Regions from separate parts of the Homo sapiens genome. Here all the other regions are linked to region 2. The links are chromatin contacts, found by Hi-C or POLR2A ChIA-PET in ENCODE. All regions are on one chromosome and are shown on one strand. The core of a region is the stretch at or near the end of the contact, and the rest is flanking DNA. Distances in the headings are between cores, read along the strand shown. Region 1 holds the start of CDK11B (cyclin dependent kinase 11B). Region 2 holds the start of MRPL20-AS1 (MRPL20 antisense RNA 1). Region 3 overlaps SLC35E2B (solute carrier family 35 member E2B).

The links. Hi-C counts contacts between places; a loop is a spot of excess contacts on that map. ChIA-PET counts read pairs that join two places held with the same protein, here RNA polymerase II (POLR2A). Pooled maps may share reads with other maps.
Region 1: a map with no recorded cell type shows a loop between it and region 2 (16-fold over the local background). The contact joins the promoter of CDK11B here to the promoter of MRPL20-AS1 in region 2. A Hi-C loop is called at or near these places in 3 of 37 single-sample maps with no recorded cell type and 8 of 50 pooled maps. POLR2A ChIA-PET finds 5 or more read pairs at or near these places in 3 of 52 experiments (H1, activated CD4-positive, alpha-beta T cell and activated CD8-positive, alpha-beta memory T cell).
Region 3: a loop to region 2 is called in a pooled map, with 9 times the contacts of the local background. The contact joins the enhancer-like site here to the promoter of MRPL20-AS1 in region 2. A Hi-C loop is called at or near these places in 3 of 37 single-sample maps with no recorded cell type and 4 of 50 pooled maps. POLR2A ChIA-PET finds 5 or more read pairs at or near these places in 4 of 52 experiments (B cell, K562, activated CD4-positive, alpha-beta T cell and 1 more).

The regions. Positions count from the first base shown.
Region 1 is chr1:1,657,754-1,661,125 of GRCh38, forward strand. It overlaps CDK11B (cyclin dependent kinase 11B), which reads right to left and starts at 1,251. Exons shown (of 20, transcript NM_033486.3): 1 at 1,161-1,251. RefSeq lists enhancers at 1,094-1,816, 1,248-1,337, 1,358-1,637.
Region 2 is chr1:1,397,746-1,401,339 of GRCh38, forward strand. MRPL20-AS1 (MRPL20 antisense RNA 1) reads left to right here and starts at 1,785. Exons shown (of 3, transcript NR_015434.1): 1 at 1,785-1,944; 2 at 2,413-2,558; 3 at 2,860-3,594. CCNL2 (cyclin L2) reads right to left here and starts at 1,590. Exons shown (of 11, transcript NM_030937.6): 1 at 1,274-1,590; 2 at 852-926; 3 at 488-597. The coding sequence starts at 1,561. RefSeq lists silencers at 1,303-1,482, 1,553-1,792, 2,083-2,142 and an enhancer at 2,528-3,071.
Region 3 is chr1:1,676,581-1,680,155 of GRCh38, forward strand. It overlaps SLC35E2B (solute carrier family 35 member E2B), which reads right to left. Exons shown (of 10, transcript NM_001290264.2): 3 at 1-266. The coding sequence starts at 119. Among named protein-coding and RNA genes, the nearest start is that of SLC35E2B, 14 kb to the right of the region's middle. RefSeq lists an enhancer at 1,425-1,474. Within about 2 kb of position 2,316, at least 15 of the 41 ENCODE cell types and tissues checked have a DNase peak (open chromatin) inside an H3K27ac peak, as active enhancers do; they include B cell, where a contact is called at or near this core.

The DNA.
Region 1 (3,372 bases), core at 1-2,500, 260 kb after region 2:
CCCAGTGTGGTGGCGCGTGCCTGTATTCCTAGCTACAGGAAGGAGGCTGCTAGAGGCAGGAGGATCACTTGAATCAGAGAGGTCAAGGCTGCAATGAGCCAAGACTGCGCCACTGCACTCCAGCCTAGATAACAAAGTAAGACTTGGTTAAAAAAAAAAAAAAAAAAAAAAAAGTAAGCTCTAGGCTGAGGCGGGTGGATCACAAGGTCAGGAGGTCAAGACCAGCCTGGCCAACACGGCGAAAACCCTGTCTCCACTAAAAATACAAAACTTAGCTGGGCGTGGTGGCGGGTGCCTGTAATCCCAGCTACTCGGGAGGCCGAGGCAGCAGAATCGCTTGAATCCGAAAGGCGGAGGTTCCGGTGAGCCGAGGTCGCGTCACTGCACTCCAGCAAGACCCCGTCTCAAAAAAAAAAGAAAAAAAAACAAGAATGATAAGTTGTAAGCCAGGCAAGGTGGCGAGCGCCTGTAGTCCCATATACTCTGCAAGCTGAGATGGGAGACCGATTGAGCCCAGGAGTTCCAGGCTGAAGTGCGCTTGTGAACAGCCACTGCGCTGCAGCATGGGCGACAAAAAAGAGTGATGGGTTCTGAAAAATGACCGCTTGAAATCAAGTCTCGTTTCTGTCATTCTTGTATGGTCTTGGGTAACGTAATTCACCTCAGTTTAGTCTTCCGTACAACCAGAATAACAACACCTACGTGATAGTATCGATCGCGGATTAAAGATCATCCGTTTAAAGGCTCTTAACTCAGGACCTGCCACTCATCAAACACTGCTTTTACTGTCAGAATCTGCTAGAAAGACCGCTTGGACTACGTGAAGCCACTAGCACACTGGACAGCTGCACCTTGAGACCGGGGAGATGCTCCGAGATGTGCTCGCGAACAAGGCCACCTGACCCGGGCACTGGGCTATTTCCTCGGGTTCAGTCCCGCACACTTGAGGTTCAGCCTGGCAGACGTTGGCTCCAGACAGCGTTTGGACCCGCCGCCTCCACCACCCAAAGTTCCGTGCGGGATGAGACTGTCCGCGGAAGCGAGGGTGTCGCTCGCCCCCGGGCCCGGGTCCGCCCCGCTCCGAGGCCTGCTCGGAAGAAAGACCTCGGTGCGCAGTTCTCCTCGCGCTCCCACACCTGGTCCGCCCAGTCGGAACTCACCCCTACGCCGCCGCCGCTGCCGCCGCCGCCGCCGCCGGTCCCGGAGCCAGAGAAGAAACAGCAACCGGCGCGCGCCAAAAGTATCGTCACTTCCTGTATTGGCGCGTAATGATGATATAATAGCCGACCTCCGGCCCAGAACTCGAGACAACGACAGGGGCTCGCTCTGTGCGGCACTTCCTGTGTCTGCGCGGGATGATAACGCATAAAACAGCGCTTGCTCAGGTCCAGGACGCCAGAAGAAACAGCCCGGTGAGCGCACTTCCGACTTCGGCGCGGGCTGTGACGCAGGAATCGGGACTCCGGAGGAGCGACGCCCACTTTTGGAGCAGTTTGCGCCTGCGCGGAACGCGTGGCCGGCTTCCGGAATCCTACCGGGACTTTTCCGGTAGCGAAGCCCGCGCCTGTGCCAAGGCTTGCGAGCAGAATGCCTTCGCGATGGACGCCCGCATTCCACCCCCTTGACCGCTGGGACCCCTAGTGGCGGGTGGGTGGAGCGCGCTCCATTTACCTGCTGGTTACCTCGTGAGGCGCCTCAGGTCTGTGTGTCTTGTAAAGGCCGATCTCGGAATTTAACTCTGAACCTTACTCAGAAACAGGGCAGGGAGAGCTCTTACGATGTGATTTTATTTTATTTATTCATGTATTTACTTTTGAGTCGGAGCCTTGCTCTGCCGCCCAGGTTGGAGTGCAGTGGCGTGGTCTTGGCTCACTGCAGCCTCCTCCCGGGTTCAAGGAATTTTCCTGCCTCAGCCTCCCGAGTAGCTGGAACCACAGGCCCGCGCCACCACGCCCGGCTAATTTTTATATTTTTGGTAGAGACGAGGTTTCGCCATATTGGCCAGGCTGGTCTCGAACTCCTGACCTCAAGTGATCCGCCCGCTTCGTCCTCCTAAAGTGCTGGGATTACAGGCGTGAGCCACCGCGCCCGGCCTTTTACAATGTGATTTTGAAGCTGACACTGGCAGTGGGTCCTCAAAGTGCAGACTCACTGGGTATGGTGCTTCCCCCAACTCCCAGGGCCCCACTCCAAACCCATGGATTCAGAGCATTGCAGGAGAAGAGGATAAAACGAGCAATTAATTCCCTTTCCATATGTCAGGTTTTCCTCTTGACTTGAAAAGTCACAGAAAAATGCTTTAGACATCTGAATCTCAGGAAACAAACAATGGAAGATAAACATCCGCATTTACTGGGCCTGAAATGGGAAAATGAAAGATGTGGCAAGAAACTGACAAGGGCCCAAGAAGGGCGATGGGTATCGGAATTTTTTTCATCCCGGAATGAAATGCTGCTTGCTTTGTGTACCCAAGCTCTTTTTTTATTTTTATTTTTTTGAGACGGAGTCTCGCTCTGTTGCCCAGGCTGGAGTGCAGTGGCGCGATCTCGGGTCACTGGAAGCTCCGCCACCCGGGTTCACGCCATTCTCCCGCCTCCACTCCATTCGCCCGCATTAGGCTCCTGAGTACCTGTGACTACAGGCGCCTGCCACCATGCCCGGCTAATTTTTTTTTTATTTTGGGTAGAGACGGGGTTTTACCGTGTTAGCCAGGATGGTCTCAATCTCCTGACCTCGTGATCAGCCTGCCTCTGCCTCCCAAAGTGCTGGGATTACAGGCGTGAGCCACCGCGCCTGGCCTCCCCCAAGCTCTTAATGTTGCTTCCTGAGTTCTTGGTAACTGGGGAAATCTCCCTATTTTTTTATTTTTATTTTTTTTTGAGACGGAGTCTTGCTCTGTCGCCCAGGCTGGAGTGCAGTGGCGCAATCTCGGCTCACTGCAAGCCCCACCTCCCGGGTTCAACGCCATTATCCTGCGAGCCTCAGCCTCCCGAGTAGCTGGGACTACAGGCGTCCACCACTACGCCCGGCTAATTTTTTTGTGTTTTTAGTTGAGATGGGGTTTCACTGTATTAGCCAGGATGGTCTTGATCTCATGACCTTGTGATCTGCCTGCCTTGGCCTCCCAAAGGGTTGGGATTACAGGCGTGAGCCACAGCACGTTTTTTTCTGTTTTGAGAAAAAGTCTCGCTGTGTCACCCAGGCTGGAGTGCAGTGGCACAATTTTGGGTAACTGCAGCCTCCGCCTCCTGGGTACAAGTGATTCTCCTGCCTCAGCCTCCCGAGTAGCTGGGATTATAGGCGTGCGCCACCACACCTGGCTAACTTTTGTATTTTTAGTAGCGACAGGATTTTGCCATGTTGGCCAGGCTG
Region 2 (3,594 bases), core at 535-3,034:
TCCCAGCTACTCAGGAGGCTGAGGCAGGAGAAACTCTTGAGCCTAGGAGGTTGAGGCTGTAGTGAGCCATGATCATACCACCGCACTCTGCCCTGGACAACAGGAAACCTGTCTCAGGAGGAAAAAAAAGATTATCCAGCCTGAATGTCAATAGTGCTGAGATTAAGATTCCCTGCTCCAGAGCACTCAGAAACTTGTGGGACAGAAGCAGCAGCAGGGCCGTGCACTGACATGGGTAAAGCAGGAAGCCAGCCCCAGCGCGACCCGCCACAGCGCACTGTCCTCACTGGAGCCCCTGCCCTTACTAAACCGCATCTACTGATGCCTCTGAGCAGGCTCTGTTGGTGGAGCTTGAGACTGCGCTCATGAATATCCCACAGGTTTAGAGCCTCAGGCCTGTATTGTGTTATACAAGCCTTACTGTAACTTAATCAGAAATAAAGAAAATAGGCATCTATGATAGACTAGACAGCTCTGACTGACTCACTTTTTGTCTCTCAGCTGTCGAAGGCGGTGAAACACATTGATGACGTCCCGTATGCGTCTTGGGGCCTCTTCTATCTTGGAAGCCAGGTGGACACAGGCCATTGACACATGCTGAAGCGGAAGCATTGCAACACGCCCATGTTTGTCCCCAGCCACGGCGTCCTGACGGCCGCCAAAGGCTTGAGGGCTATTCAGACCAAAAGGGAGGTGCACCCAGGGGAAAAAAAAAGTCAAGAAACAGAACCCTCCGGCACAGAGCTCAGACTGGGGGGCAAGTACTCACTCCCTTAGTAACCGGGCAAAGTAACAAACCGTTTTACCCTCAACATACTTCGCTGGGAATGAAGTGCAGGAGGAAGCCTTACCTCCATGGAGTGCTTCACGAAGGACTTGGTATAAAAGAACCGCTGGAACAACACCTGCCCGGTAGCCATGGCCACCTAGAGTAGAAGAAAGTTTCCGTATTTTCAAACGCACCATTCAAAGCCTTCGCGGCCGAAAGTCATCGAGTAACGTGGGACTCCCCACGCAGAACCAAACACTGAAACGCTTCCCACGTCCACAAAGGCTCTTCGCGTCCCGCCGTCTCGGGATCCAGCGCACTGGCGGGCGGGGAGGCCCCGGGTCAGGGGCATGGGCTGGCTAGGGAATGGCGCCGAGGCTGGGGTCGGGGCAGGGGCTGGGGTCGGGGTCTAGGCGGGGGCGGTGCGGGCCCGACTCGCCGCCAACAAAGGCGGCTGCCGCCCCAGCGGTTACCTGGGCCGGAGGCTCGCGGCCGCGCCCTCACCTGCGGCAGGCGGAGCAGGATACCGGCCGCCTGGATGAGCTCGCAGCCCACCACGCGGAGGTCGGTCTCTGTGTCGGTGTCGAGGCCGCTCGACATGGACGGCGTGAAACGGAGCTTGTCGTCAGGCAGGAGGCAGTTCTCCAAGGTGATGAGCACCCCGGAGTACAGCCTGTCCCCGATCAGCACCCCCTGCGACCCTGAGGGTGCGCCCCCAGATCCCGGGGCGCCGGCCGCTGCCGCGGGAGCTGCCGACCCTGCAGCACCAGCCGCCGCCGCCGCCGCCGCCATTTTGTGCCGCCGACTCCCCTTCGGCTTCTTCCCTCAGGGCGGCTCCTCGCGAAGCTCCACGGCCGCCACCGCCCCGCCCCGTCGCGTGCCATTGGTTCGGCCCGCGACCAGCGCGACGCCGCCTAGCCGCAATTGGCTACATAACCTGCCCGTCAGCAACGCGCCTAACGCCGACGCCGGAACCTGGCGCGGGTGGGGCGGGCTCGTTACCCAGGGGACTCCGCGGTGCCGGCCGACCCGGAAGCATGTCTGTCCCTAGCGGAGGCGCGGGTGCCGTGCTGAGAGCGCCTGCCTGTGCGCCCCGAGCGGGGCTGGGACTCTTCCAAGATGCCCACGTTCGCACAGAGACCCCGGATCGCGGAAGCTCGCGTCTCGAAAGGCCTGTGGGTCAAGGGGGGCCATCTCGGTGGGATCTGGGGCGGGACGACCCCCACTGCTGAACCCTGGGCGCGGGGCAGGGTCAGAGGCTCCGCTCGGCCTCCCCCTGGATGAGACGCGCATGCCCGGTGTCCCCCGGCCGCCGTCGGCGTCGTGTCTTCAGTCCTTATCGACTCCAGACTTTGGGGATGCGTATTAACGCCAGACTCCTGCAAAGTCTTGCCTTCAACACTCAGCCCCTGGGGAGAGACGGGTGGAGGGATGACTGGAAACGTGGCCTCGACGTCCCTACAGAGCCCCTCCAGCGTGGGGAGGCCTAAGTACCTCAAGGTTCAGGCCCACGGAAGGAGTCGGGGGAGCGAGGCCCGGTGATCTACGTGTGAAGGAGCTTGGACAGGACCTCACAAACGCCAGGGAGACGGCGAGGGGGTTCGTGCGTTTGTAACGTCTTGACATCGCTGATCCTCCCGCAGGCGGTCTCACGCCCTGCCCGTCCTGGGTTCACGGTTTTTCATCACCTGCGGCTGTCCTGCGATCGACCACAGCTGTGCAGGAGGGGCAGGAGGTATCTGTTGCTGCAGTTACCGGAACCTTTGCCAGGACTAGTACAGGACCACGGGTGAGGATGGTGGGGAAGCCTGCGTGGGGCAGGGAACGGTGAGGCAGGAAGAGGGAAGGGCAGCAGAGGCCTGAGTGGTTGCAGGTTCACACACTGAGCTGCCAGTAACTGCCCAGCTCAGACGGGCTCAAATTCAGAAGCCACCATTGCTCCTCACCCCCACCCCCAGGTCAGCTGTCCACTAGCTCTGCCATGACTTGATACTGCAGCTCAAACAGTGCCAACCAAAACCCACTCTCCTCACCGCCTGTTATGGGTAACACGGTATGGTTACAGCTTTACTCATGTCCTCTTTCCCCAGGCTGGTAGCTCAGGGATGTCTCGTCTGTGAGTTACAGCTGCACGCTCTCCAGGAAAGAAGGAATTTCCTCTTCTCTGGAAACCCCACCACACAGCTGGTTTCTCATTGGTGCTGCTTGCCCATTCCCTGAGCTGTGACTGCCAGAGGAGTGGGAGGTTGGTGGTGCCTCCAGCCCATCAGGGGCAGGCCCTGGGACCGCCTGGGAACAGGAGGACTATGGCACAAACCGAGTGAGTGATGGGAGCAACCCGCAGGGCTCTGCCACATCCCTGTCTTCCTTCACTGACATGAAACGCAGAAAAGGCAGCTTTGCCACAACACAGGAGCACGCACCGAATGTGGCCGCCCAGGGCTCTGTCCTTGACCCTGTTGTCCAGGACTGTTTACCAAGGGCTGACAGGCACTGAGTGCCCCGTGCACCTGGCCAGACACTGCACTCATGCAGCGGAAAGGACAGTGAACGAGACTTTGTCCCTGGCCTCCAAAGGCTTAGGGCGTAGTGGCTGTCATGAGGCACAGTGACAAGGGCCAGGAGGGGGACCTCTTAGGGGGCCATGCAGTGATGGAAGCCAGAAGGAATGAAGGCCTGCAGTGAGGATGGAGTGGTCGGCCTGAAGCCATCTCTAGCAAGTGGTCAGGACGCTGATTGTTCTGCGCAGGTTGGAGGTAGGTGGTGAGTCTGAGAAAGGGGCCGGAAAGACTCCCCAGCAACTGCTGGCAAAGGGTGAAGGGCAC
Region 3 (3,575 bases), core at 1,066-3,565, 280 kb after region 2:
ATCTTCTCACTTCGGTGACCAAACAGAGAGCCCCAGCTGAGAGGCGACCTGCCTTTCGGCTTCTCTTCGGAGCCAGGAACCAGCTCTTCCAGTGCTGGGGTTTTCACCGAGGACGACATGCTGAAGCCACAGCCACGAACGATTTTACCTCCAGGCTGGGCAGCATGGGTCACCGTGACCGCCCGGGGGTGGGGCCGCAGCAGGGACTCCGGGCGCCAGGAACGAGGCCACCAGGGCCTCTCCCAGGCAAAGCGCAGAAGCAGACGCTAAAATATTAAGAAAAGGAAACACATCACCCGTTTTGAACATTTAATGTCCTCAAAGGTTTCAACCACCAATTTAAAATCACTTTGAAAATGCAATTGGGCCGGGCACGGTGGCTCACACCTGTAATCCCAGCACTTTGGGAGGCCGAGGCAGGTGGATCACCTTAGGTCAGGAGTTCGAGACCACCCTGGCCAACATGACGAAACCCCGTCTCTACTAAAAATATAAAAACTAGCAGGGCATGGTGGCCGGCGCCTGTAATCCCAGCTACTCGGGAGGCTGAGGCAGAAGAATTGCTTGAACCCAGGAGACGGAGGTTGCAGTGAGCCGACATGATACCACTGCACTCCAGCCTCAGTGACAGAGTGAGACTCTGTCTCAAGAAAAGAAAAAAAGAAAATGCAATCGTTCACTGTCCAAAGATTTTTAGCAATTGAATCCCGTTTTTCTCTGCGCGTGTTGGCGGATCCTTGCTCTTGAGAGACGGTCTCCTGGCACACTTGACTGTCGTCCTGGCAGACCTGGGGCTGTGGGTCCTTCACGCCCTGCCTGGCAGCTGCACCTTCTCGATGGGCTTTGTGGCTGCCGCTGTCGGGTGCCCAGGACTAATTCCATGCTACTTTCTTTTTCCTTTTTTTTTTTTTTTTTGAGACGGAGTATTGCTCTGTCGCCCAGGCTGAAGTGCAGAGGCGTGATCTGGGCTCACTGCAAGCTCCGCCTCCCGGGTTCTCGCCATTCTCCTGCCTCAGGCTCCCGAGTAGCTGGGACGACAGGCGTCCGCCACCACGTCCGGCTAATTTTTTGTAATTTTTTTTTTTTTAGTAGAGACGGGTTTTCACCGTGTTAGCCAGGATGGTCTCGATCTCCTGACCTCGTGAACCGCCCACCTCGGCCTCCTAAAGTTCCATGCTACTTTCTAGACAGACTCCGTGGTATAAAACCACACTTACACCCGCTTCACGCTCAGGCGACTGTGGCTTCGGGGCGAGACACCCCCTCCCTTCCCACGAGCTCCAGGAAGGTCAGAACAGCCGTTTCCTCCTGAGGTCCAGTGGGAATCATCCCCCCAGCTGGGGCTTTGCACAGACGCCACTGTGACTCCGCAGCACCGAGACCCCACCTCCCCCAGGTCTCAATCCCAGCGCTCAGGCAGCCCGATTTCCTGTTTCTCACACCTGGGTTTCTCTTCCTGCTTCGGGGGAGGCTGTGCATCTGAAGGGGCGCCCATCCTGTCTCACCAAGGCGCTCTGGGAGCGTGTGGTGCCGGCCGTGCTGCCCGACCCAGTACCCCTCCTCGTCTCACTTCTCCCCCGGGAAACTGGGGTTCCCACCTCATTCGTGACCTCCTTCTGTGTTTATGTTTATGCACTTGCGTGCGTGCCATATGTATACATAAATATTCTGTGTTCACACTGAGGGACGCACGCCACCCCCTCCCCCATGAAGACCTCGCCTGGGTGCTCAGGCCGGCCTCTCCCCCAGCTCACCTGCCCAGCAGTGCTCAGAGGTGCCTGAAACTTGGCCTCCCCATACCCGGGAACAGGCGCTTCTGCCCTCTCCCCAGTGGCGGCAATGCCAGGGCCTCTGCAGCCTTCCTCTCTCTCCTCCCCTCCCCCTGCTGTGTGTGTCTGTGCACCCAGGTCTCCCCGTCTGCCCATCACACCGCCAGCTCAGTGCCACCCAGACGCTCCCAGGCCACCCATGTGTGCCCTGACCCCTCGGTGCACCAGGACAGCTGCCTCCAAGGGCACCCCAGGCCTCAGTGAGGAGAAGGCCGACCCCTCCACCAGTTCCCACAGCCTCGGAATAACAAAGGACTCATCCACTCCTCGGGCCACTGACAGTGCCAGATCTCCACAAAGACACCATTCCCTTCTTCCTGTTCAGCAGCACAGTCCCACTGCTTAGCCTGGGGTGACAACAAGCTGGGAGCTAAACCTCCATGGGCTGCAGCCTCCCTGGAGCTAGGACTGGCTGGGCCCTGAGCCAGGGAGCTAGGAGACTTTGTGCCAGTTTCCCGGACTGATGGGCCCTGGCTGGGGGTGGAGCAGCTACCTGGCTTTCCTGAGGTGAAAATCCAACAACAAAGGGTGCGGCAGAGCAAAAGGACAGAGCACTCGCGACAGGGCTCCGCAAGGCAGGGGTGGAGCTCATGGCAGGCGTGGATCTCACTCCCCACCTCACTAGGCCTCACGGCCCTTGACCTCTCCCTCCCACCTCGAAGGCTGCCCCCTGGCTGGGGACGCTGTCACAGCACCCGCTACACAGGCTCTGCCACCACCAGCGAGTTTCTAAAACCAAATTCATTTACATGGCAAGGAGGCCACGCTCAAGAAACCCCTCCAGGAGCAAGGAACAGCACGTGGGCTCGGGCGTGTGCAGACGACGCCAGTCACGTCCCACCTGACGTCGAGGCAAACCTGGAATTCAAAAGGCAAGCATCTCCCTCTTGCCAGAACAGTCTGTCCACTTAGCTTCCCTCTGAGAAACTCACAGCATCCCAGGCAAAACTGCTCCCCGCAATGAGGACCCCCATTCCCCTTCTCTGCTGACACTGTGCTCCAAGAAGCCTGTGGGACCCACACAAGCAGCCCAGTCCCCACCCTAATGTTTGCTCACAATTAGTGGAAACAAAAAAACAGAAATCACACTTCACTGACGCTGCCGTTCTCTGTACATCAAGAACTTAAGGTTCTGGGCCAGGCGCCGTGGCTCACACCTGGAATCCCAGCACTTTGGGAGGCCAAGGTGGGCGGATCACCTGAGCTCAGGAGTTCATGACCAGCCTGGCAAACACAGCAAAACCCCGTCTCTACTAAAAGTACAAAAAAAAAATCAGCCGGGTGTGGTGGCTGGCACCTGTAATCCCAGCTACTCGGGAGGCTGAGGCAGGAGAATCACTTGAACCTGGAAGGCAGAGCTTGCAGTGAGCTGAGATCGCGCCATTGCACCCCAGCCTGAGCAACAGAGCGAGACTCCCGTCAAAAAAAAAAAAAAAAAAAATGCTGGGCGCGATGGCTCACACCTGTAATCCCAGCACTTTGGGAGGCCGAGGAGGGTGGATCATGAGGTCAGGAGTTCAAGACCAGCCTGACCAACGTGGAGAAACCCCGTCTCTACTAAAAATACAAAATTAGCCGGGCGTAGTGGATGCCTGTAATCCCAGCTACTCAGGAGGCTGAGGCAGGAGAATCGCTTGAACCCGGGAGGCGGAGGTTGCGGTGAGCCGAGATCACACCGTTGTACTCCAGCCTGGGCAACAAGAGTGAAACTCCGTCTCAAAAAAAAAAAATTTTTTTTTAATGTAG